Linked DNA regions of Mus musculus: region 1 is linked to region 2. The links are chromatin contacts, found by Hi-C or POLR2A ChIA-PET in ENCODE. All regions are on one chromosome and are shown on one strand. Each heading gives the region's core, a stretch centred on a gene start or an enhancer-like site at or near the end of the contact. The rest is flanking DNA. Distances are from core to core; before and after follow the strand shown.

The links. Hi-C counts contacts between places; a loop is a spot of excess contacts on that map. ChIA-PET counts read pairs that join two places held with the same protein, here RNA polymerase II (POLR2A).
Region 1: a loop to region 2 is called in a map of left cerebral cortex, with 2.3 times the contacts of the local background. The contact joins two enhancer-like sites. A Hi-C loop is called at or near these places in 1 of 37 maps with a recorded cell type or tissue (left cerebral cortex). POLR2A ChIA-PET finds 5 or more read pairs at or near these places in 2 of 5 experiments (both embryonic stem cell).

Annotation. Positions count from the first base shown.
Region 1 is chr13:97,773,210-97,779,300 of GRCm38, reverse strand. No RefSeq gene overlaps it. Among named protein-coding and RNA genes, the nearest start is that of Rps18-ps4, 25 kb to the right of the region's middle. Within about 2 kb of position 4,360, at least 1 of the 3 ENCODE cell types and tissues checked has a DNase peak (open chromatin) inside an H3K27ac peak, as active enhancers do.
Region 2 is chr13:97,628,913-97,635,234 of GRCm38, reverse strand. No RefSeq gene overlaps it. Among named protein-coding and RNA genes, the nearest start is that of Gm34087, 9.3 kb to the right of the region's middle. Within about 2 kb of position 2,966, at least 1 of the 3 ENCODE cell types and tissues checked has a DNase peak (open chromatin) inside an H3K27ac peak, as active enhancers do.

The DNA of each region.
Region 1 (6,091 bases), core at 3,111-5,610, 140 kb before region 2:
ATGTTTGACTGCCACCATGCAGATCCCCTTTGGTAAGTGTTCCCAAATGCTTGGATATGAGAATAAAGCTAACCGTAGTTCAGTTCCATTGGTCAAACTCATCTTCCTTAAGAGCAACCCTACCCAGCCTCTGATACACTGCAATGAATTCTCTTCTGCTTCTCTTATCTTGGCACACCAGCAGTACTTTGCTCAAAACCCGGTGCAAATGTTCTGTAACCAACAGCTTCCCACACCCAAGTTTTCATGGCTCAAGTGTGATCACGATCTAGTGTTTCTTGCTTATATCTCACCCAAAATATGTTCCCAAAAGGCAGCCTGCTCTAACTCATGTGAGGCAGAGCTCAGGGGCTTCCTTCCTGTGGCTCTGTTATCTGTCTCCAGGGCCCTATGGACACCATAGGGAGGAGAGTGGGAACAGTGGGAGGCAAGTAGGGAGGAGCCTCCCCCATCACCTCTGCTAACATTTCATCAGTCCTAGGATCGAACTGCGCCATGGAGATGTCTGGGAACTGCAGCCCAGCCATCTGGCTGGGAGGAAGCGGATATGGGATAGTTGAGTCATGGTCTGCTGTCTGCTTCCTCAGCTGGAGCTGAATCTGACCATAGACTTGGTGTTCTGTCTTCCCCTCAGCCCCCAGCCTCAGAGGCTATAAAGGCCTCTAACACAGGTACTTGAATCACATCTGCCTTTAGTCCTGATCCTGCCTCCAGACAAGGGAACACATGAATTTTAGCCAGATGAGGAATTGTGTAGACATGGTTTACGAACCTTGGATCTCCTTATTGCAAGAACAGACGATGAAGAGGAACAGATACAGCCGGTAAGGTCATCTTTTGCAAAAGAAAAAAAAAGATTCTTGCCTTTTCTAATTATTAAAATAGCATGTGCTTATTGTAAAAGATTGGATGAAAATCTTTTAAGAGAAAAGATAAAGATTACCCATAATCCCCTTTCCTGAGAGATTCTAAAATTTTTCTGGCTTATATATGCAGATACTACTTACACGCACACCGTTTCAATTATTTTGTGTCTGCCAAACAGATTACCTTATCTAGTATACACCATTTTGGAATGTGCTTTTTCACTTGCAAAGATTATGTTATGAACATGCAAACATGTAAATAAGGATACTTTTGACCACATATTATTTAGTAGCATGTATGTGTGTGGGAACAGTCACACAATAATACATCATTTAGCTTAGCTGAATAAGCATAGACTTGAGAGTACCAGTGAGACCCAGAATTCTGTCTATTTTATTTCTCAGTTGTCCCCCAGAGTGGACTATATAGTGTTTTGTTCATGATAGAAGTTTAACAGTATTGTGGTTAAGCAGGCCATCAGAGTCAAATGTCCTCAGAGCCTGGTATGTCAACAAGTCACATGGGGACCCTGGTAGAACACAGATTACTATTCAGAATGTCTAGGCTGGCCTAGAGGTGGTGCCAGGCATCCAGAAGCTACTTCTGTCGCCTGAGTAGCGATTATCTAAACTAGTAATTCTCTACTGAGGAGATGTAAGGCCTTGGATGACATTGATCTTGGGAAATTTCTTTCTTTCTGTCTCTGTCTCTCTCTGACATAGTGAGTAGACTATACATATATGAATGTGTGCATGTACATGTGTGTGTTTATGCGTGTTTAGAGTTCCCAGCTGATTCTGTTTCTTTTGAGAACTCCAATTAAGACAGTGGACATCCTGTCCCTTCTAAGAAACTGACCTCCATGAAGCTGCCTGACCCTGTTCTTCTGGACTCCAGGTGTCTGTGTTTACGTGGGAGCAGGGTTCCAGCCTCTGCAGTTGCCCAAGCCGGGAGCACTTACAAACATGACATTAGCTAGACAATATTTGCTAAGCAAAGGAGCAATGTAAATAAGATTGGGGGGGGGAGTTCAAATATGAAAATGCTTGAGAACAAATTGTGTGCAAGCATCTTAAAATCATTCATTAGTACTTAGTAATTTAAAATTAATTGCAAATGTACTCTGTTGGGCCATGCTGTTTATATTTCCACATACACACATGTATATAAGCGCATATAAAGTAAGCAAACAGCTGCTTTTTAACCACTCTGTAATCCATGGGTTTTATTTATATCTCAGATACCCTCAGCACACCAGTTTTTGGACTCAAATGAAATGATACCACAATTACTGCCCATAGTCTGAAACCTCACCTCAGGTACTTCATGCTCCTCAAATACATAGGGGATTTTCAGAAGAGTGGCACCCTCGCATCTGTGACTGCCTCTGCTACCCACACGCAGACTCCTGGGGTGTCTGTTTCCCACAGCCCTGACCCCAGCCACCCCACCTTGGCCTTTGCCACTTGCAGCTGCAGTCTCCCACAGAGTTGGCGTCTCCCTCAGCCACATTCTTGTTTTGACCTGGACCCTTTCCAATGGCTTTCTGCCTGGCCAAGGTTTCAGCTATTCAACAATGGCCACCAGTGCTCTCTGTCACCATTGGCACCCTGACAGCTTCACAGTGTCTTGTAATTAGAAAGAAAAACACTCCCTCCCTCTGAGCCATCTTCAGATGAGGGTACCATAGCTGGCTCCTTGGGCCTCAGGTTATTGGAAGCTTTATTGCAACACCTGTTAGCTTCCCTATTCAGCTTCTACTCTTCAAGGGGTGGACCGGTACCACCAGGACATCAGCAGCTGGGAGGACTCGTGTTGCTTAGACTTCTGTTTAGGAGCACGGAGAGAGGAAACTCAAGTGCGCAGAGCAATATTGTGACGATTTAAAGTTTACGTTTTCCGTTAGAAAGGTGGAATACATTTTGAAAGTTGAAAATGTTGAAAAGTGACTCAGTTGTGCTTATTACTTACAGTTCCAAGAGACATAATACACCAAACACTGCTGTGTCTCTATACATTTCTCTAGGAAGCTCATAATTCCAAGTTTACAACAATTTCACAAACCTTTATTTTGACAGGGTTTCAAGAGCGCTACAGAAAATCAGCTGAGAGTCTAGTAGAATTCTTGGAATGGAAGTCTTTGAGTCTTTGAGGGGGTTCTTTCCCCATCCAGGGGTGGAACCAAGATCTTCTTGGAGTATGAGGACGTTCAGGACGATGGTGACGGGTCACCAAGACTGCTCCTTGTTCTTTGCTGCAGCAGTTATGATTTAATCTTTACAGTTTGACTTTACCCTGTGGTTTCATGTGTCTTCCAATCTGCATCGCCAGCCTTGGTCTCTGCTGAACGCTCGGTGTGTGGCAGTCCAGATCACACCTAGCAGGCATCCGTCTTTATCCACAGCTCTGTGTCTGAAGACAGATTCACTCTTCCCTCTTCTCCCCCAACCAGCTCCAGGTCAGGTGTTGCCTACTTGGGAAATGGCGACATTTTGCTAGTCTGTAGGAAACATGCTAAATAATTTTCAAAGAAGAGAGAGGATTTAGAAACTTGTTTACTTCCTGGAACTGAGATGAGAGCATCTCCCTTTTTCTCATTGCTTCAAAAGATGCATATACATATGAATGCATGTATGTATGAATGCACATATTATGAATGCATGTACGTGTGAATGCATGTATGTATGATTTGTACATGTTTGTGTGTGGGTGCACTGTGCTATGGCACTGTCATGGAGGCAAATGGGCAACTTGTGGCAGTCAGTTCTCTCCTTCCACCATGTGAGCCCTGGGGAACAAACTCTAGTCATCAGGATTGGTGGCAAGTTCCATCACCCATTGAATGATCCCACCAGCTCCCCTCTTACTGTTTTTAAACAGAGAGAATCTAACAAAGCAGAACCATTGCAGAAAATTATAGTAGCTTCAGGAAAAGGAGAGAGAGAGAGAGAGAGAGAGAGAGAGAGAGAGAGAGAGAGAGAGAGAGATGAAGGAATGACTTTGTCTTTGTGTTGAGATGGGGTTAGGCAGGGATTCCAGAGCCAGATGCCATTTTGGAATGAAGTCAGTGGCCATTGCTCCGGCATTCCCAGCATCCCAGGGGAGCAGGAGTTGGGCGTTCACTACTGGTGATGCAGCATCTCCAGCCAGCACGGCTCCATGCAGCTGGGCACCAAGCATGCTGATGACGTCACCGAGCACAGCTGCTGCAATATCTGCTTTGGAGTTTGTTCCCAGCCTGGCTTAGACTTGGCATTGTTCTGGCTGGGCCTGAGCAGTCAGTGGAAGTCTTTAGGCACATTCTGTGCTTTCTAGGCTTGTCCAGGATACAATTTACTTCTCTGATCTATTTATCCCGAAAAAGGAGGTTGCAGCCGCTGCTGTTGCTCGTAATTCTTTCTTCATGGTGTCTTTCCACACCAGTGTCAAGAGAGAGAATGTGGACTGACAGCTGATTCTCCCTGACTCTTTGTCTTCCAGTTCAATGATACACATTAGCAGAGACTGAGCTGTCCCGGGGGAGAGCAGACTCCACACCCAGGCAATCTGGCTTTGAATCCTACTCCCACCATCTGATGAGCTATATGATATTGAGCAAAAGACTTAATTTCCCTAAGTCTCAATTACTTCATTTATTAAAAGTAAATACTAATCTTACACGACTATTTTAGTAGTGTGCTTGACCTATGCAATTGTAGTTATTGTAGCTTTTCTTACTGATGATTCATTTCATAACATTTATAGTAAAACTAAAAGTCTATCATTTCTAAGATGTATCTTTAACCTAGTAGCCATTTGTTATGTAATTGTAACATCAACCATTAATTTCACTTTCATTAGAGCATGTGCCATAGACGAAGCTGAGATTTTTGTTTTTTTTTTGCTATATTTAACAACTAAGCTTTAATAATCAGCCCAAGATCTCAGAGTTTTTAGAAGTAGAATCAAAACTTTGTCAGATTCTGCTCTGTTCTTTTTTCTATTGTTCCACGGTGATTTGGACTTTGAATAGGTTGTTCAATCGATATTTGTTGAAAGTTGCCTTGGCACTAGAAGGAGAGGGATGAAATCAGGTGTGAAGAACTAGCTGTCAATAGCGAAGCTGTAGAGGGAAGCTGATTTAAGGCCATTCCCCCAAGAGCTGGGTTCTTCATACAAGGCACACATGTTGCTACTTTATGTGCTCTGAGTGCAATGCATCTGTATGTGAAACCTGAAGGCATCTTTATAAATCATGGTACCCTGTACAATGGATACATGACATGACAAAAGTTTGTAAATCAGTTATTTGGGAATTCATAAAATGTTCTCTGATCCTAGCCACTTATCTCCCGGGTCCTCTCGGACCCATTCCTATTCTCTACTGCCCAACTTTGTATCATTTGTTTTTTCTTTCTTAAATACCAACCAAGTCCAATCTGTGCTGTCTGTATATTCTTGGATGTATGGCCTTCCACTGGAGTGTGGGTGACTTATCAGGAGCTACATCTATAAAGAAAACTGACTCTTTCTTTCTCCCAGCAGCTCTCCATGGCCAATAGATCCTCAGCTAGGGGAAGAATTTGATCTTCGACTCCTCTCTCCATGGCGGTATTGGACAGGCTTGAGCTTGCACAGATGAGGGCAAGATATTATAGCCACTGTGAGTTTGTATGTATAGCTGCCCTGCTCTATCCGGACAACATTGTTTCCTTATGTCTGTCTACTGCCTTTGGCTTTTACAGTCTTCATGTCTCCTCTTCCATAATGATCTCTAAGCCCTGGGGAACAGGAGGCATGATCAAGTTTTCTCATTTAGGTCTAAATGTTTCACAGTCCCTTATTCTCTGCACCTTGATCAGGTGCGGGTCTCTACGTTAACTTCTTTTTATTTCAAATAGAAGCTCTTCAGAGGGTTAAAAAATGAATTAATATATGAATATAACAAGGAGTCATTTAGCATAATGATAGTAGTAGGTTCTTGCTCAGGGCATATGACCTGTGTAGCCACAGGTCCTTGAACTGATAATGGTATCAGGCATGGGTTTTATCTTATAGATCAAGACTTAAATCCAATCAGAAAATGGTTGATTGCTCTCGTGGTGGTCATGCCACTACTGTATCAGCTGGTACGTCTTACCAGGCCAGTCACTGTTGTACCTCACAGGGTCCGCATCTGAGTGAGAATGACAGTAACTTTTCTCTTCTGTCCATGTGTACAGCACCATCCTGCACCCTGAAAGCC
Region 2 (6,322 bases), core at 1,717-4,216:
GTCAGTCTATTCTTATATTAATAGTATCATGTGAATTGCCATATCGTGTCTCTTCCATTTTGTATCTGGCAGTTGATTATCCCATTACAAATATAAAAATGTATTAAACTAGTTAGCCCTCTGAAAAATAAAAAAAAGTTAGAATAACTTGTTTTAATTTTCTACGAGTTTTTATTCGGGAATAAGTGTATATTAAGTTTGTAAATTAATTTGCAAAGAAACCATCTTATAAAATTATGACCTGATCTCATTTTTAAAGCAGATAACTATTATTAAAGTCTTCACTCTATGTCCAGCAGTAATTTGTAACTTTCTCTTCTGCATACTTTCAACTTTTTACCTAGCTGCTCTGTCAACTCCCTCCTGCTTCTTCTTCTGTCTCCCCTGCCCCTCCCCACTCTTCATTTCCTTCCTCCTTCCTTTGTCTTCTCCTCTCCTCCACCCTATTCTCTCTGCCTCCTTCCCCTTTCCCGTCTTCCTTTCTTCTGTGCTGCTTATATAATGCTTCTGAGTAGAGGGATGACATATGATTCCTTCCATGGCAGCTAATTTAAATTTCTAACTTTGTTTTGTGATTTTCCTAGGCTAATACTGGAACTCATATGTAAGCTCCAACAGATGCTGTGTGGGTGGTGGCAAGAAGGAGTGCTGGTTTATGATGTGTGGGGGTGGGGATGAGGGGCGACGCATGTCATTTTTAATTAACACTTGATAATCAAGTGATCTGTGTTTATATACTAGGAGCACAGCAGGCATGTGACTTGTACCAAAGAGGAAAATGTGTGCCCAAGAGTCACCGTAGATTCGCTCCTGCAGAGAGTCTCTTGACTTCTAATCAATGGTTCCTTTATCTTAAATATGGGGAGAAATAGTCTGTGCTACCCTGGAGTTTTGAGCCTTCACCAACTCTGCCTCAGCTCCATCCTCAGATGCAGACCAAGACCCAGGCCCAGACCTAGCCCCGCCCCAGATCCAGACCCAGACCCAGCCCCTTGCCCCAGACCAGACCCAGACTCAGCCAGAATTCACACATGCCTAAGTCAGGCAAAAGGGAAGCCGAAGAAGGAGATGTGATCCCCTGCTCTAAGGAGCAGTCATCTCTCTAGGCTACCCCACCATGAGTTCACAGGGCAGAGACGGTGGGTGAGGATATGAGAGATGGGGGAGACAAGAGTGTCTTTCTCAGTGGGAGATGGACAGAAAGGAAGAAATCTGCCTCTCCCTCACTCTCGCCATCCTCAATTGATCCTGCAGCCCAGAACAGCTTCCAGCCTTGGGAATACACTAAGCAGATGTTTTAATGGAACCTCACATTGGACACCACACTAATGATCATTAAAGACTAATTAATTCTGGTGGTAATGACTCCACTATCATTTTTATTAAGGTGCAAGGGCAATCTGTAAAAAGAAAATCATCTTCCCAGCTAAGCAGACTTTCTTTAACTCGTCAACACACTGCCAAAGAAAAGGGAACATTCTGCCAGCACTCAAACTGGGGGAAAAAAGTCCTCAGGCAAGTTTATATAAAACCCCAGAAAAGTGATACATAATAAATTAAATATCCCGAAATAAGCAAAGCATGAATATTTAAGCACTGGGCTAGTTTAATTCGGAGCAAGCAATGAGACCCATGCTCTTTACACAGGATGGAAAGTTTAAGCCGGGAGCTGCCCTGGGTCCCTTTTTATTCAAGACACTGGCAAACATCTTGTGTCACTAACTCATTGTCGAGCTGTAGACCAAGGTCAATATTTCCAGGGACTGGCATGGACTCCTGTAGTCTACTAAGATGAGGAACTGGAGCACAGAGCATACATACAGCGTGTGTCATATGTAAATAGCTTATGGGTGCTAAATGATAAGCCAGCAGTATCTTGTTGGGGTCCAGAACACAACCGAGAACAATCACAATAGGCAGAAGTGAGGACAAAGAGAAGTGAGCTCAAAGAGGGCAGCAAAGGAGAAACAGGATCATACCGCCTCTTCCAAACACAGTAAGAGGAAGCGCTGCATACTTAAGGAACTTCTCCCTTCGTGAACTTCAGGTTTGATCCCCATCAAAATTTCTGCTCTCTGATGCTTAAATAAAGTTTATTCTACCTTATGTCATGTTCTACGCGGAGTCTGGTGTGCACAATATTTTTGTGCACAAAAATAACACACACGGGATTGGGAAATGGCTCGGTTACTAAAGGGATTGCCATACAAGCATGAGGATCTAATTTGATCCCCAGCACCCATACAAAAGCTAACTATGATGGTTTGGGCTTGGGATTCTGGTGCTGGGGAAAGCTCACTGGCTAGCCAGACTCAGCAAACCTCAAGTCTTTGTGAGAGATCCTGTTTCAAAAATCAAGACAGCCAATGTCCTGGTGAACAACATCTAAGGTTGACCTCTGGTTTCCAGATTCACAGGCATACATACCTGCACGCGCGCGCGCGCACACACACACACACACACACACACACACACTTCACCTTTAGCTTTTTCCTATTGTTTTGTCATGTGCAGTCTGTGTGTGTGTGTGTATGTATGTGCATGTGGTATGTGTGTGTGTGTGTGTGTGTGTGTGTGTGTGTGTGTGTGTGTGCATGCATGTGTGTGTGTGTGTGTGTGTGCATGCATGTGTGTGTGCATGTGGGGTGTGTGTGTACATGTGGGGGGGTGTGCATGTGGGGTATTTGTGTGTGTATGTGTGTGTTTGTGTGTGTGCGGGGGGGTACTGATGAGCCTCACCCAAGGGAATAACGCACAGAGAGACAGAAAGATGTCAAGAAAGCAAAGATGAATAGCCTCAGCATTGCAAGCCACAGAGGAATGGATGCCCGGAGTCTTCTGGTATGGGAAACAGATTCCACAACTCGACACTTAAAAACCATTTCCTTGCTGCCTGGCAAAGTAGGAGAACATCATATGTGTGATTTCATTCGTCCTCCCACGGTTCTGAGATAGGTGTTAAAACCTCATCCCTTACTGTAGATAGAAAAAAAAATAGACATCGAAGGCAGAGGACTTGCAGAGGCTTCTTCCTCCAAGTTCATGGTCCTCATCACACACCAGATTAGTGGGTGATGGTCGAGTCGGGAAGAGAAGCAGCAGGAGTTAAGCATATGTCAGATCTATGCAGACACAGAGCCGGGGACAGGTCTGGGAGACTCCCTGTCCTCACATGGTCATATTATAGTTTACATGCATCTACCTTAAAACGCGGCTAGCTGATTCCTGAAAATAACTTGACAGCTCAGCTAAAGCAGGAACTGCAGGTTCTCGATGCTATGAGTGAAAACCGCCCGTCCTCTCGCTCCAGCAGAACACAATGAAATGATCTGTGGTTTTGGGTTGGGTTTTTTTTTTCCCCAGACATGGAGTGTTTTCAAAACTCTTGCAAACTCCTCTATGTTCTTGTTCTTTGAAATCTGGCAATGAATAATGAACTAGAAACATCTGGGATGATTCCCCCCCCCCCCCGCCCCAATACTACACAAGAATGGACTTCTATTCTTGTTTCCTATTCAAGGAGACTAGAGCCTAGAGAAACTGACTGTGTCCTGGGCATGCACTCAGGGACCAGGGGACAGCAACAGGGGCAGGATGCTCATGTCTCTTCCATGAGACACAAGTTCCCCTCTTTGGTATCGGCAGATTTCCACACGAGGTATGACCTGTGTGGATAGCCATTTCTCAGCCAGCTTCAAATGCTTTGCACAGAGGATGGTGATACGTAGGGGAAAGTCACCTGGCAGGCTCTGATCCTCCTGGATTCTAAACATGCAAAGGCAGGGGGATGGACGAGAAAGAAGAGAAGCTTGCTCCCATTACTTGCTGATAGAGAAAGCACTGGTTCCGTTAGGGCTTTGAAAAAAAAAAATCCACTCTCAGGTGGAATCTAAGTGCCATTTGATTGAGTCTTAGTGCCATCGCCCTAGACGAATAGATTTTTCCCTCCTAGTGTCCACTTTATCAGCACCCCTTGGTCTGACCTTCAATACTTCACCAAGCTACCCTGCTCTCCAGCATCCCAATCATTACATCATCATCCTTCCACTCAGGGAAGGGCTGTACTGGAGTTGGGAAGAATTGTTTGCTTCTGAGTCTGACCAGCTGGGCTTCTCCGTGCTTCTGTGCTGGGATAGCTCACAGCAGCACACTGTCTCTTCTATGACTGTGTGGTTTTCTGATTAGTACTTATTCATAAATGAAGACCATAGACCAACCTGTAGGTCTCAACCCGACAGGGGTCACACATCAGATACTCTGCACGACAGATACTTGTGTTACAATTCATAGCAGTAGCAAAATTGTGGTTATGAAGTAGCAATGAAAATGATTTTATGGTTGGGGGTCAACCACAACCTGAGGAACTGTATTAAAGGGTCGCAGCACTAGGAAGGCTGAGAACCACTTCTGTAGACTGTTCTTCGATGGTTCAGATGGTAAGTGCATTCATGTGAATTCAGCCACACTGGGTTGTGTTCACGGAAGGTAAAAGGTGGCTAGATTTCCTTGCCCTTCAGAAAGTCATTTATTGAAGAGGGATTTTGCTTTTTATTTTATATTTATATTGTGCATAAATATAATGCCATAGATTGTAACCTAACAATCTACATTATATATTAGTATCTATGATTTATTTTTACGGTATTGGTTAAATTTGTACAAGTAAGAAATATGCTAAATATTTTTCAATGGGAGGTACAGGTAGGCTGACCTAGAAATCAAGCTCCTCCTAATCAACTCTTCCAAATGCTGGGATCCCACGTTTATTCCGTGAGTGGCTCACACTCACACTATTACACAATTTGACCTGCATTTTAAACGACTGTCAGATTTTTGTTCATACATTTTGTAATCGTATAGACACATTCATTTTAAAGACACCTAAGGATGCAGTAATTTAAGAAACTACTATCAAAGACTGATAATTACACCTTTTAGAGGTAATCTCTGATTATATTTAGATATATGCCATTTCATCTTTGTTTCCTGTATATTTGTTCCCTGTATATTATACACATATATTCTGTATATTATATATGTATCCTGTATATTATACACCTCTTTGTTTCCTGTATATTATATACATATTTAGTAAATGTAGACATATTTTTAGATACCAGCACAGAATTAAAGCATATTTGCTGATTTTAAACTGACTTAAGATCGTTTTCACTTAAGACTCTATTACGGGAGCTGGAGAGATGACTCAGCAGTAAAGTGCCTGTTGCTCTTGCAGGGTACCCGAATTCTGCTCCCTACATCCACATGGTGGTTTATAGCAATCCAGAGAATCTTACACCTTCTTCTGACCTCCTCAGGCACCAGACATTCACAGGGTATACATATGTGCATTCAGGCAAAACACTCGCACACATAAAATAAAATAAATATATCCTTAAAATAATATTCTATGAACATCATTCAATTTGCAATGGTATATAAGTGTCAATAACTTTGATTTGAAGACAGCCAAGTACAGCATTCTACTGTCAGCCACCACTGCTCATGACAAATTTGTCTAATAGGAATAATATTCCTGTCTATGTATTTTTTGCCTTTTTTCTGTGTGTGTGTATGTGTGTGTGTGTGTTGAGTCACTGTTACATGTATGCAGGTATCCTTGTAGGCCAGAAAAGGTTACAAGCGGAGTTATCAGCACTTATGAACCTCTTCCTGTGGGTGCTGGGAACCGACCTTGGGTCCTCTGGAATAGCAGCAAGCCCTTGCAACTCCTAAGCCATCTCTCCCACCCCTGCCCCAGGTTTTTTTCTTGCTGGTCTCTGCAGAGGTTGCCAGGCTGCCCTGCTGGAAGAGGCTGCTGCTTCTTCCCTATCTGTAGTAAGAGACCACGCGCCTATGCCCTGAGCATCGTGGGCACTGTGACGCTCTCTTCTTTGCTGCCTGCACTGGGTGTCAAACCCACAGCTTTGAACACGCTGGGTCTTCTCTGAACTACAGTCACTGAGCTACATCCCCAGCCATAGAATTTTAGGGTTCACCAGTTAAATGTGCAAACTTAAATTGTGTCCATTGTGTAAGTGTGACATGATGTGTTACTACTTTTATTTTAAAATTATTAAAGAAAATGTTTTTTAACTTATTTTAATAGTTTGTATTTCTCTTTTGGGGGTGCCCATGGTTTGTCTATCAGAGTCTTTCTCTTTTCTAATCTAATTGTAAATCTCTCTGTCTATTAGCAGCACCAATGTTTATCTTATATAATACTGTAAAAGTTGCTCGGTGGTTAATTTGTTGTTGTTTGGTTCATAATATTTTTGGTTGCTGAAGTTCTAAACTTATCTTAGTCAGACTTGTCCGTTGT